2 separate regions of the Homo sapiens genome follow, and region 2 is linked to region 1. Evidence: chromatin contacts called from ENCODE Hi-C data. All regions are on one chromosome and are shown on one strand. The core of a region is the stretch at or near the end of the contact, and the rest is flanking DNA. Distances in the headings are between cores, read along the strand shown.

Evidence for each region. A loop is a pair of places that touch in the nucleus more often than their neighbours do. Pooled maps may share reads with other maps.
Region 2: a pooled map shows a loop between it and region 1 (17-fold over the local background). The contact joins the promoter of CYP26B1 here to the promoter of LINC01143 in region 1. A Hi-C loop is called at or near these places in 1 of 168 maps with a recorded cell type or tissue (naive thymus-derived CD4-positive, alpha-beta T cell), 4 of 37 single-sample maps with no recorded cell type and 6 of 50 pooled maps.

Annotation. Positions count from the first base shown.
Region 1 is chr2:70,886,097-70,891,308 of GRCh38, reverse strand. It overlaps LINC01143 (long intergenic non-protein coding RNA 1143), which reads right to left and starts at 3,438. Exons shown (of 4, transcript NR_126384.1): 1 at 3,129-3,438; 2 at 2,961-3,023; 3 at 1,721-1,833; 4 at 1,325-1,488. RefSeq lists an enhancer at 2,931-3,581.
Region 2 is chr2:72,145,442-72,150,596 of GRCh38, reverse strand. CYP26B1 (cytochrome P450 family 26 subfamily B member 1) reads left to right here and starts at 2,735. Exons shown (of 6, transcript NM_019885.4): 1 at 2,735-2,966. The coding sequence starts at 2,763. RefSeq lists enhancers at 2,846-3,347, 3,537-4,059.

The sequences.
Region 1 (5,212 bases), core at 2,189-4,688:
CTTTTTGTCCTTTTTGTCTTTGCCATGCCTTCTGTGCAAGCCAGAACACTGTACATTCAAGGTCACTAACCACCTGTCTCCCATGTCCCCAGTGCTAGGAAACCCTCAGGTTTAGGGCCCTGTTGCCTCAAGCAATAATCATTTGCGATCAGTGATCTGTGTCACCTGCAAGCGGGTTCCAGACTGACCTTGGCAATCAGGAGCCAGGCATCTCTGGCACCTCTTCCTAGGTCACCCTCTCTCTGGTTTCCCCTTCACCATGTGAGCCAGAAGCTCTGCTCTCGGGCTCAGGTGGGTCCCAACAAGCATCCAAGGCCTGTCTGCTGAGTGGCCTATTGTCCATGGTGAATAGGAGGGGTTACCTAGGGACTGAGTCTCTAGGAGCCACTGGCCTGGGTGGGACCAGGCTAGAGGAATTCTCTATCTCTTGACCCTGGGAGAGGACTTTCAAAATGCAAGGGTGAGGAGCTGAATGACAGCCTGTTTTGGGTGACTGTTGGGCCTGTGTGGGAAGGCACTGGCCACTATCCAAGGCCCTCTAGAGGTGGCAGCCTCGGGGGCCCGTCCTCTTACCCCAAGATGCTGCTAGGAATTTATATCTACTGGAAACAGTTCTCCAGGAGCTGTTGCACATTCTTTGAAATATTTGTCATCTAACAAATGTTTATTGAGTTCCTAAAATATGCCAGGCACTAGGGGACAGCTGTGAGCCAAACAGACTCGAATAGTCGGTCATGTAGCCTATATCACTGGAGATGGCCAACCTTCCAGGGGCAGTCAGACTGATACAGGGCCAAGGCTGGAACCCTGGAGTTTGATCTTTGGGGGTGGGAGAAGCATGCTACCTGGTTGTTTACATGTTGCACATACCAGGGGATAAGTCTAAGTATCCGATTTTTTTTTTTCCTGGCTAGAAAACAGCCTCTGAAAATAACTCCCCTTAAATAAATGCTTTTTACTAAGCCTCCATGGTCCTGTAATAAACACCAAGAAGGGGAGTACAGTGCTTTGTGTTGGGTTCAGTTTGCTTACAAAACAAAACAAAACAACCCCAAACAAATGTGCAGACCCTTGCCTTGGAGGTGTTTGTGTGTGTGTGTGACCTGTGTTTGTAAATGTGTGTAGTGTGAACTAATTTCATCAACTTTTAAAATAATGACTTTTACTATTTTTTTTTTAAGAGACAAGGTCTCACTCTGTCGCCCATGCTGGTTGCAGTGACACGATCACGGCTCACTACAACCTTCTACTCCTAAGCACAAGCTATCCTCCTGCCTCAACCTCCTGAGTAGCTAGGACAACAGGCAGGCACCACCACACTCGCCTAATTTTTTATTTTTTATTTTTTTGCAGAGACGAGGGTCTCGTTATGTTGCCCAGGCTGATCTGGAACTCCTGGCCGCTAGGGCTTCTCCCTCCTTGGTCTCCTAAACTGTTGGGATTACAGGTGTGAGCCACCCCGCTCTGCCTTTTCTTTTTTTTCTTTTTCTTTTAAAAGGAAAACATGCATCTAAGAAAAAATTCTAAGCAGCACAAAAGATTAAGAAATGACTACCAGGTGTCTCTCCAGAATCTCAGCCCCATCCCTAGAAGCTCAAGCTCTCGTCCCATCTCACTCTCCGGTTTTAAAAATGAGATCAAGTCGCCCTGTCCGCGGTTCTTCCTGCCTGCCCGCCTCGCCGGCCTGGCTCTGGCTCCTAGCGGCGGGTCTCCTGCTTACCTTTCCTGCGCCCTCACTGCGCGCCAGCCACTTGGGAGAGTGCTTGCTTCCCCACAGCGTCGCCAGTTTGGTGTGTTACCGAAGATTTTGATCTTTGTGGGTCCGATGGGTTTCTTAAAGAAAGACATGAATTATGCTAGGGAAACAAGAGGAAGCAAGAGAAGGGCAGAATGTTTGAGGCAAGAGACGCTTTGCTTGGGTCCTGGGGGTGCGAGCGCGGGCTGGGGACAATGCGGGGGCAGTAGTTGCCTGAGCTCCAGATCACACCTGCACTCAGAGGCGGGAAGCCCTTATCCTGGTCACAGCCGCGCGAGCGGAGAGAGGCGGCGGGGCGGCGGGGTCAGCGGGAATTAGCGCGCCAGGGCCGGGGCGAGGGATTGCCGCGGGGCGAGAGTTCGGGACGGGATTAGCGGGTTCAAAAGCAGGTCAGGGAGAGCTAAGCAAGGCGACGAGGTCCGCGCGAGGTCAAGGTCCCCGAGAGAGGCGGGTTCCGGACTGGGCTCGGGAAAGGCAGCGGGCATTGCGATCGCGGGGAGGCTGCACCGGGAAGCCCAAGTTCCGAGCGCGTGGAGGGCTCGGCCGGCATTCGAGTGTAGGCCGCGCCCTCTGACGGCCGCGGGGCGAGGACACCTCTGACCATGGGCCTTGGTCGGGAGGAATGAGCGAGGGGCGAGGTGAACCCGGGTACGAGTGCGCGGCAACTTCAATGAATGTATCCGAGGTCGCCAGGCGCGCGCGCCGCAGATCTGCGGAACCGGGTTTATCTATTCGTCTTTTACATCGTAATCCCGTTTCCTTTTATTTTTACAACACTTTTTTTTTTCTGGCAAGGGAAGTCATCTCTTAGGCAAACAAACAGTCAAAAATAAAAATAAAAAACCGCACTGAACAATGCAAAGAAATGTTCTTGGCAGGAGCCAGTCTCTCCCGCGTCTCCTGGCACCTGTGGCCTCCCTGCGGAACAGATCCCAGAGTGTGACACCTTCTGTGTAAAAATAATCGCAACCCACACTCCACCCTTCTGTGCGTCCTGCACACGCACCAAGGGAGAGCTGGAAGGACAGCCGAGGGATACACGCTCTTCCACGAAATAAATATGTTTTAGGGGTGTGTGTGTGTGTGTGTGTGTGTGTGTCTGAGCCTCTGACTTGAAGTTATTGGAGAAGGTATTCACACATTATTTGGGTTCTCTCTTAAAGAGCTCTTGGGTTCTCTCTTAAAGAGCTCATGGGAAACACACCTGGCGGTACTGTGGGATGCGAAGTGGGCGCCTCACTCGGAAACCCCGGCCTTGGTGGATGATCTAAGAAAAAAAAAAACCCAGATGGACGGATACATGGGCACTTTCGGGATCGCTGGGTGCAGGCCGCCGTCGCCATTTCCACCGTCCACTACTCCAGGCACCTGCCTCTCGTCCCCAGCCTTGGCCTTTAGGTCTCCCTTCCCGCAGATGTCGCCTGGAGAAATGGAGCCCGGATGCTCAGGCGCGCGGCGTGGTATCCCCAAACCCGGGACCTCTGTTTTGGGTCTGGTTGATTTTCCACGGAGAACCGAAGAGTCCGCTCCTCAGGGGCGAAGTTTGCAAGTCCTTGGGGTAGATGGTGACGGGGGCTGGGGCGCGAGTGTGAAAGGACAGGAAAGGAAGGAGAGGGGAGAGAGAAGCAGGCTGAGAAGTGGGGGAAGCCGCGGAAGCCGGCAGCGCGGGAGCGGAGACGCGGAAGCCGGGTAGGGGGAGGGGCGGACTGGGACCAGGGCGAGGGGCGGGGCCGGAAACGGGCGGACTCGCGCCCTAGACAAAGCGCGGCCCGGTGGGCGAGGGCCAGCTGCTCTCCCCGCAAGGTCTCCCGAAACCGGGCTTTCGCTCGGCCAGCCGGCTGGTTCTGGTGGGGACGCGCAGGTTGCTAGTGGGGAAGCCAGTCCAAAGGGATCGATCGCCGGAGAAACCCCACGCATTCACCCAAACAGCCTTCGGCTCAGGGTGGCCGGAGCAGAGCCCAAGGGTCAAGGGCGAGGGGCCCCTTCCCTGCCCTTTTGTCCAGGTGGACTCTGTGGCCGTCGTTTTGTTCTGAGACCCCCTGGGAATGCCACTGCCGGGCCACAACCCCGACTGGCAGGTCAAGGTGCAGGAAGTCCCGCCATTAGAAATGCATTCCCCAGGCTGATATTACCTTCTTTTTCTCAGTTTTACAGTCATATACACAATGGTAAGACTCCTCTTGACGCCACTTCCAACCTCTGTGCACTGTTCGCATGGCTAGAACAGCAATAATAGAATTGAAAGCAGGAAAAATATCCCCGTGCTACCCCTAAAAGACTCAGTCTTTTTTTTTTTTTTTTTTAAATGTGCATCTTTATTTTGCATAATGTTAGTCCTGGTGAACATGTAGTTTTGTATTCAGTCTTTTCTACTTGAGGCCACACTTCAGTATTTGCTATGTGCTATGATCCTCATAAGTATACTTTTCAATGGCCGAGTAATGCTCTATTATGTTACTGTGTAATTTACTTAACCGTTCAATTACTTGATATTCTTCCGTGTCCAGTTTTTCTGTATGAAAATAATACACAACCTAAAATCTTCGTGTATATAGTTTTCTCCTTTGGGGAGGATTATTTCTTCAAGATTCTTACTGTTTCAGCAGGAAGGGGACATTTTCACTACTCTTAATAAATTGCCCAACCGCTTCCCAAAGCAATTTACGCAGGCATTTATTTTCGGGTCATTATGGGCGTGGTGCTACCGGTCAGGAATGTCCAGACTAAATCAGTCCCACCCTTAGAGCACTTTCCCTGCACCCCAAGCCTCTGGGAGGCAGGCCCTTGGAGCAAAAATTACCGCGCAAAGTGGGCAGCACGGTAGGGAGAGGAAAGAAGAGGCAATGGGAGCCGGGGAGTGGGTGAGGGGTGTGGGGGTTCTTTCCCCAGCCTGGAGAAAGTCAGGTAAGGCTTCACCTGACTTAGCAAGGAAGTGAAGGTGACTCCCGAGTACAGCCCCAGGCAGGGGTTTGCCAAGTAGAAATGGAGAGAGAAACATAGAAACCTTTGTCTGCGCAGGCTGCAAAGTTTGTTGGGTTTGGAGAGGTACGTAGTGGTTATACGCTGCGAGGGATCATAAATGTGGGTGGAAAAGTCCAGGAAAGTGGGATTCTCGCCATCCAGTCCAAGGAAATTGGAAACAGACAGCCTGGTTATTGTGCATTTGCATTATTTTAAACGGTTGCTGTATTAATAGAGGCATGATTACATAATCATTATTGTTGTAAATTATGTTTTACTGAAAACTAGTTTACATTTCCTTATTTAAAAATACTAATTGTCTTGCTTTCTGACTCTTGAGGCTGAAGAAAGAAATAGGAATTGTCCTTTAAGAAACAATTTCTTCTCTAAACCACAGTAATATGTATTTTAAATCATAAAAGCAATACATATATTATTTGATTTTTTAATAAGAATATATTCACATAAGATTAATTTAAAGATTATAAGTGAACA
Region 2 (5,155 bases), core at 1,486-3,985, 1.3 Mb before region 1:
CGAGTGCGGAAAGGGAGCAGAGGGAATTGTTTCCCCGAATCTGTAGTACTATAACTGCCCACCAGGTGGGGTTCCAGGGCAGAGAGTGAAGCCGAGGTGACCCAGCGCTAGGAGCTAGACCAGCGTTTAGATCTCCTGCCACACCAGCCTCGGAAGCGCTCACACAGGGAGGGACAACACATCTGTGCGCACCTTAGACGCTCACACACATTCTCGTCTCGTGAACTCTAAAGCAGAACTCGTACTGGGTGCAGGCAAGGTGTTAAAAGCGGAGTCTAGTATCGTTGACACACACACTACTCTAAACTAAAGATGGGATATCGACTCTGGCTCCGGGAGTGTGAGAGTGAACGCCAGAGCCAAGGGGGGCTGAGGGAAGCAGGATGCACGGGAGAGAGAGGGGCAGACATTAGCTAGACCAATGTCGGGGTTGCTGTACGCAGCTCCATGTTAACACAGGCTCGCAGGAGGAGAGGCCAGATGACAGATGCACGGATGCGCAGACACACTCATGGCTCTACAAAGAATACACAAACCCACAGACATACCACGTCGCTCCTCAGACGTCGGGCCGACGCAAGGCCACGCGCGCGAACACACAGGTGCGGCCCCGGGCCACACGCACACCGTACACAGGCACGCGCGCCGGGCCCTCTGCTGCCAGCGCTGAGAAGGTGGCCGTGCTCACCCAGCATGTTTATTTACTCATTTGTATCAATGAACGTTTGTGCCCGTCTTCTCCCGCCTCTGGGTACCGGGGCCGCCGCGTTTGTCCCCGCGCAGGACACTTGCCGGACCAGTATCGGGGTTCCCCGACGCTGCGGGCGGTGGAGGGGGACTACAAAAGCAGGGGAGGGGGGTCCCAATGTGCAGGAAAGGAGGGGCTGCAGAGTCAGCAGCCTGGGACGCTGACGGGGACAGGAGAACCTCCAGGTTCCGTAGGGTAAGAGACATATGGCGGGGGCGGACCTTAGCATCGGAGGTGTGAGGATATAGGGATCGGGAATGGGGGATCTGGCTTAGGGGGATTGGGACTGGTAACTCAGGGGTCCCTGGAGATAAGAGCCAGCGGGATCCCGGGGGTTGGAAGCTCGGGACCCTAAGGCACAGTTTCGAGGGCTTTGGGCGCCTGCCAGTCGAGGGGGCAGTCCGGCCAGGACCTCCGCTGCCGGGGCTTCGGCCCAGGAGGGACTGCTCGGAGCTGGAGGAGGGGACCGCTGACCTGGGAAGGAGGAAAAGAGGAAGGGAAGGAGCCTAGAAGCCAAGCAGGCACTAAGCGAGTGCGCACCGTGTGTGCGGAGGTGTGTGTGTTGTGTGTGTGCGCGTGTGTGTTGTGTGTGTGTGCGCGTAGGTGCGCGCGCGTGTGTCTCATCTCGTCCGTCTGTAGGCGCTGGGCTCAGCGAGACGCCGGCGAGAAAGAAGAGGAGGCGAGAGGTGAACTGAGTTTGATCCTGCGGCGGCTACAAGTGGGTCCCGGGCGGGCTGCGGGCGGCGGGCGGCGGGCGGCCGGGGCGGGGCGGGAGGCCGGGCTGCGCTCTCCAGCTCCGGCCGCGGGCCCGGCCTCTCACCACGCCTCCGGCTTTGTGAGCGCGCGGGTTGGGGCGGGGGGGTGCTGGCGGGGCGCCCACGGCGCAGCCTCCCGCCTCTATATAAACACACGCATCGCCTCGCTTTGGACTCAAATTCACATTGAGAGAAGCTTTTAAAACCACCAGCCCTGAAATCCTGCCTCCTGCTTTTCCCCCTCTTTCATTCCTTTTGCCTTCCTTTCTTTTTTCCCCATTTCTTCCCCCAGCAGCAACTCCAGAGCCGAGAGACCGCGTCCCGGGACGGACTGCCTTTTCTTAATTGATACAATAGCCCAGCTCGGGTTTTCCACCTCCTCCCCCAACCCCACCCCGCCTCACCCCTCCCGCCCGCTGCCGCCGCCGCCGCCGCCGCCGCCGCCGCCGCCGCCCCATCGCCCGCCCGGGGCTCTGTCGCCGGCTGCGTCCCGTCCCGGCCGCGGCCCGCCGGCTCCGCACCCGCGCTCGGGCCGCAGCGCCCGCCTCGCCGCCTCGCCCGCCGCTCCTGCCTCGGGGGTGCTGCGGCGGCTCTGGGGCTCGAGCGCGCCGCCCCGGGCAGCCCAGGGACTTTTAGGCTCCGGCCTCTCCACTCGCCTCAGCCAGGGAGCTTTCTCCCTCGCCCCCAAAGTTTCTGGGTTCGTTGGAATTTTTGGATTCAGGAATTTTTTCTTTTTTTCTTTTTTTCACCTAGGAATTTTGGGGCCATACTGCAATACTTTTGACAAATCGACCGCACTTTCTCTCTGCTAGCTCTCTGCCCCCTTCTTTTTTTCCGAGCAGGGGAAGGGGCTTACGAGAGAGAGGCTCCCTCTGGACAAAGTTTTCCAAAGTTTTCCGAGTGTGATGGTAGCGGGGAGAGCAAACCCACCAGCTTGACTCACGGCTTCATCTCACCACCCCTTGAGCAGCCCCTAAGCCCGCTATAAAGGAACAAACAAACAAACAAACAAACAAAGTTGCACCCCAGTCGCCTCGTGTTTCCTCTCTTCTTTTAGGCAATTTTTTTCCTCCCTCTCTCCGCTCCCCTCGCAGCCTCCACTCCCTTTCCCTTGGCCCCTTCCTCCTTCTCTGTTTCGGCTGGAGGTGCCAGGACCCCCGGCCGCAGCCTCCCCTCCCCCGCCGCTCCGGTCCCCTCCCGTCGGGCCCTCCCCTCCCCCGCCGCGGCCGGCACAGCCAATCCCCCGAGCGGCCGCCAACATGCTCTTTGAGGGCTTGGATCTGGTGTCGGCGCTGGCCACCCTCGCCGCGTGCCTGGTGTCCGTGACGCTGCTGCTGGCCGTGTCGCAGCAGCTGTGGCAGCTGCGCTGGGCCGCCACTCGCGACAAGAGCTGCAAGCTGCCCATCCCCAAGGGATCCATGGGCTTCCCGCTCATCGGAGAGACCGGCCACTGGCTGCTGCAGGTAAGGGCGCGCTCGCTCCGCTGCACTCCGGGGTCCGCTAGCTGCGAGCGCGGGGCAGACGGAGCGGCGGGCCGGCCAGGGGGCGCCGGGAGCCTGAAGGCACTGGTCCCCGCCCCGCCCCTTCCCTCCTCTCTGCCGCAGCAGCCCGGGCTTCCCCAGCCCGCCGGCAGCGCGGTTCCGGGACCACTGGCGCCCGCGGCGCAGGTTCAGGGGGCTGGTAAGAGGGGTTCCCGGACCTGAGGGGGCTCCCAAGATGGACTTGCCTGGGTCGCGGCTGGCCTGGCAGGGGGCGTGGAGCGCCCCGGGGGCGCCTAGCGAGGCGCGGTCCCGGGGGAGGGTCCGGTCCTGAGCCGCTTTCGCCTCCCCTCGGTGCTGCAAGCCCCCAGTCGCCCTCGGCTTTCTGGGGTTGGCTGTGTCGCTGGGAGCCGAAAATTGAGTCGGGAGAGGAGGGGGCTGGTGGCAGCTTGAATTGCCGATTTAAAACTGTGTTCCTGCGGCGCCGTCGGCAGCGCCAGGTACAGTGTCCCTGGTCCGCGGTCCGCGCGAGTGTGTCTGTTTTGTGGTGGAAGAGGAAGAAGGTAACCCAAGGAAAAATGAGAATCCAGGGCTCTAGGCTTTCGGGGAAAAGGGTCTATTTACTTATTGGGTGGGGACAGTTTGGCAGGAGAGGGAAACTTGGGAGAGGTGAGTGTGGGATCCATAGAGAGAGAGTGCGTGTGTGCTTGTTAGATGCCGCACAACCCCACTCTGCTGGTGATAACGGGGGTGAGGCGCGTCAGGGACCAGACCCAGGTAGGTAATGGGGAGATTAACCTGGAGTTCACCTCATCAAGTGCCAGACAATCGCTTTTGCAATGTGATACACACCGGTTTTCTTCTTGGGGTGGGGGAGCGGAGCGCCTCTGCAGTAACTGCGGGAGGTGTATTTGTGTGTACGCGCGTTTGTTCTGTTAGGGGAAGCAGGGATGTCCTGAAACTGACAATCCCCGCACTAGAGAGGTGAAGCGAAAGGTGAGCGCTGCGACCTGTGGGTTTACAGGTGCGAAAGCTTGGCTTGAAATTAACAGACGCGTGCAATCCGCGCGCTCGCGCACACACGCACTCACCCTGCCCCGGGACGAGTGACAGCGGAGCGGGGGCGGGGAGGGGGTTCGAAGTTCCTCTGCCCTGTGGTCTTTCCACGTCCCGGATTAGGCCCATCTCTTTTTGGGGTTGTTCGTGCAATGAGGTGGGGGTCCTTTCAACCAATGGATGTATCACCCCCCCACCCCCCGCAAAGAAATCCCCAGAGCCTTTCCCTCGCCACCACACTTAAAGTGTCAACTGCAGCGGTGCTCTAGGCTTTGGGCCGCGAATTTAGGAAATAAAATAACTTGGGCAACGGCTCCCGCCTTTTAGAGCCAGTCTGCTGAATCCACGGTCTGTCACCACCCACCCCCACTTCGTTTCCTGACCTCTCTGCCCCCCCTCAGGTCCCCATGACCTTTTCTCCGAATCCCACAAGAGCCCCTGGGGGTCAGCGTCCAACCTGCACAGAAGTTAGGGAGGAGGAAACCTAAGCCTCCCCATCCCTCCAACCCGGGGCCCTAGATCTGGAGGTGAGGAGGGAAATAGGGGGTACGTGTACAGGAGCGCCTAAGGGGTTAATGAGAGCCCTCTGAATCCCAGCGTTATTTTTTCGGAGTCATTTATCAGATTTTACGGGGGGACCTCCAAGGGCTCTCCGTTTCCACCGAGCGCCATCTAAACAGAGCCCAGGGCTAAAAATACAACATTTTTGTATAAATTGGACTCGCGGCCCGAGCGGCCGCCCCTATGAAAGTACTCTTTGTGAAGACCGTGGAAACGGCGGACAAATAACTCTTTATTAATGCCACAAAAAACGCACTTTAATTATAGTTAGGCAGATCAGAGGCGGGGGGTGGGGGCGAGGCGGCGGCGACCTCGGAAAATTCACAACCCAACTTTTGTGTTGAAAGAAAAGAAAAACAGAGGAAAAGAAGGAGAGGAAAGACGGAGAGTGAGACGGAGCGAGGGAGACGGGTATAGCAGACGGAGGGAGGGAAACCCTCGCCTCACCACCCCTTCTGTCGCACCCCACCTCCGCCTAGATTTTTCTTAAAGGGGTAGACGCCGTCTAGAAGGGCTGCACGGCAGGGGGAATTATCCCCGCCTTCCAGCCTGGGAGG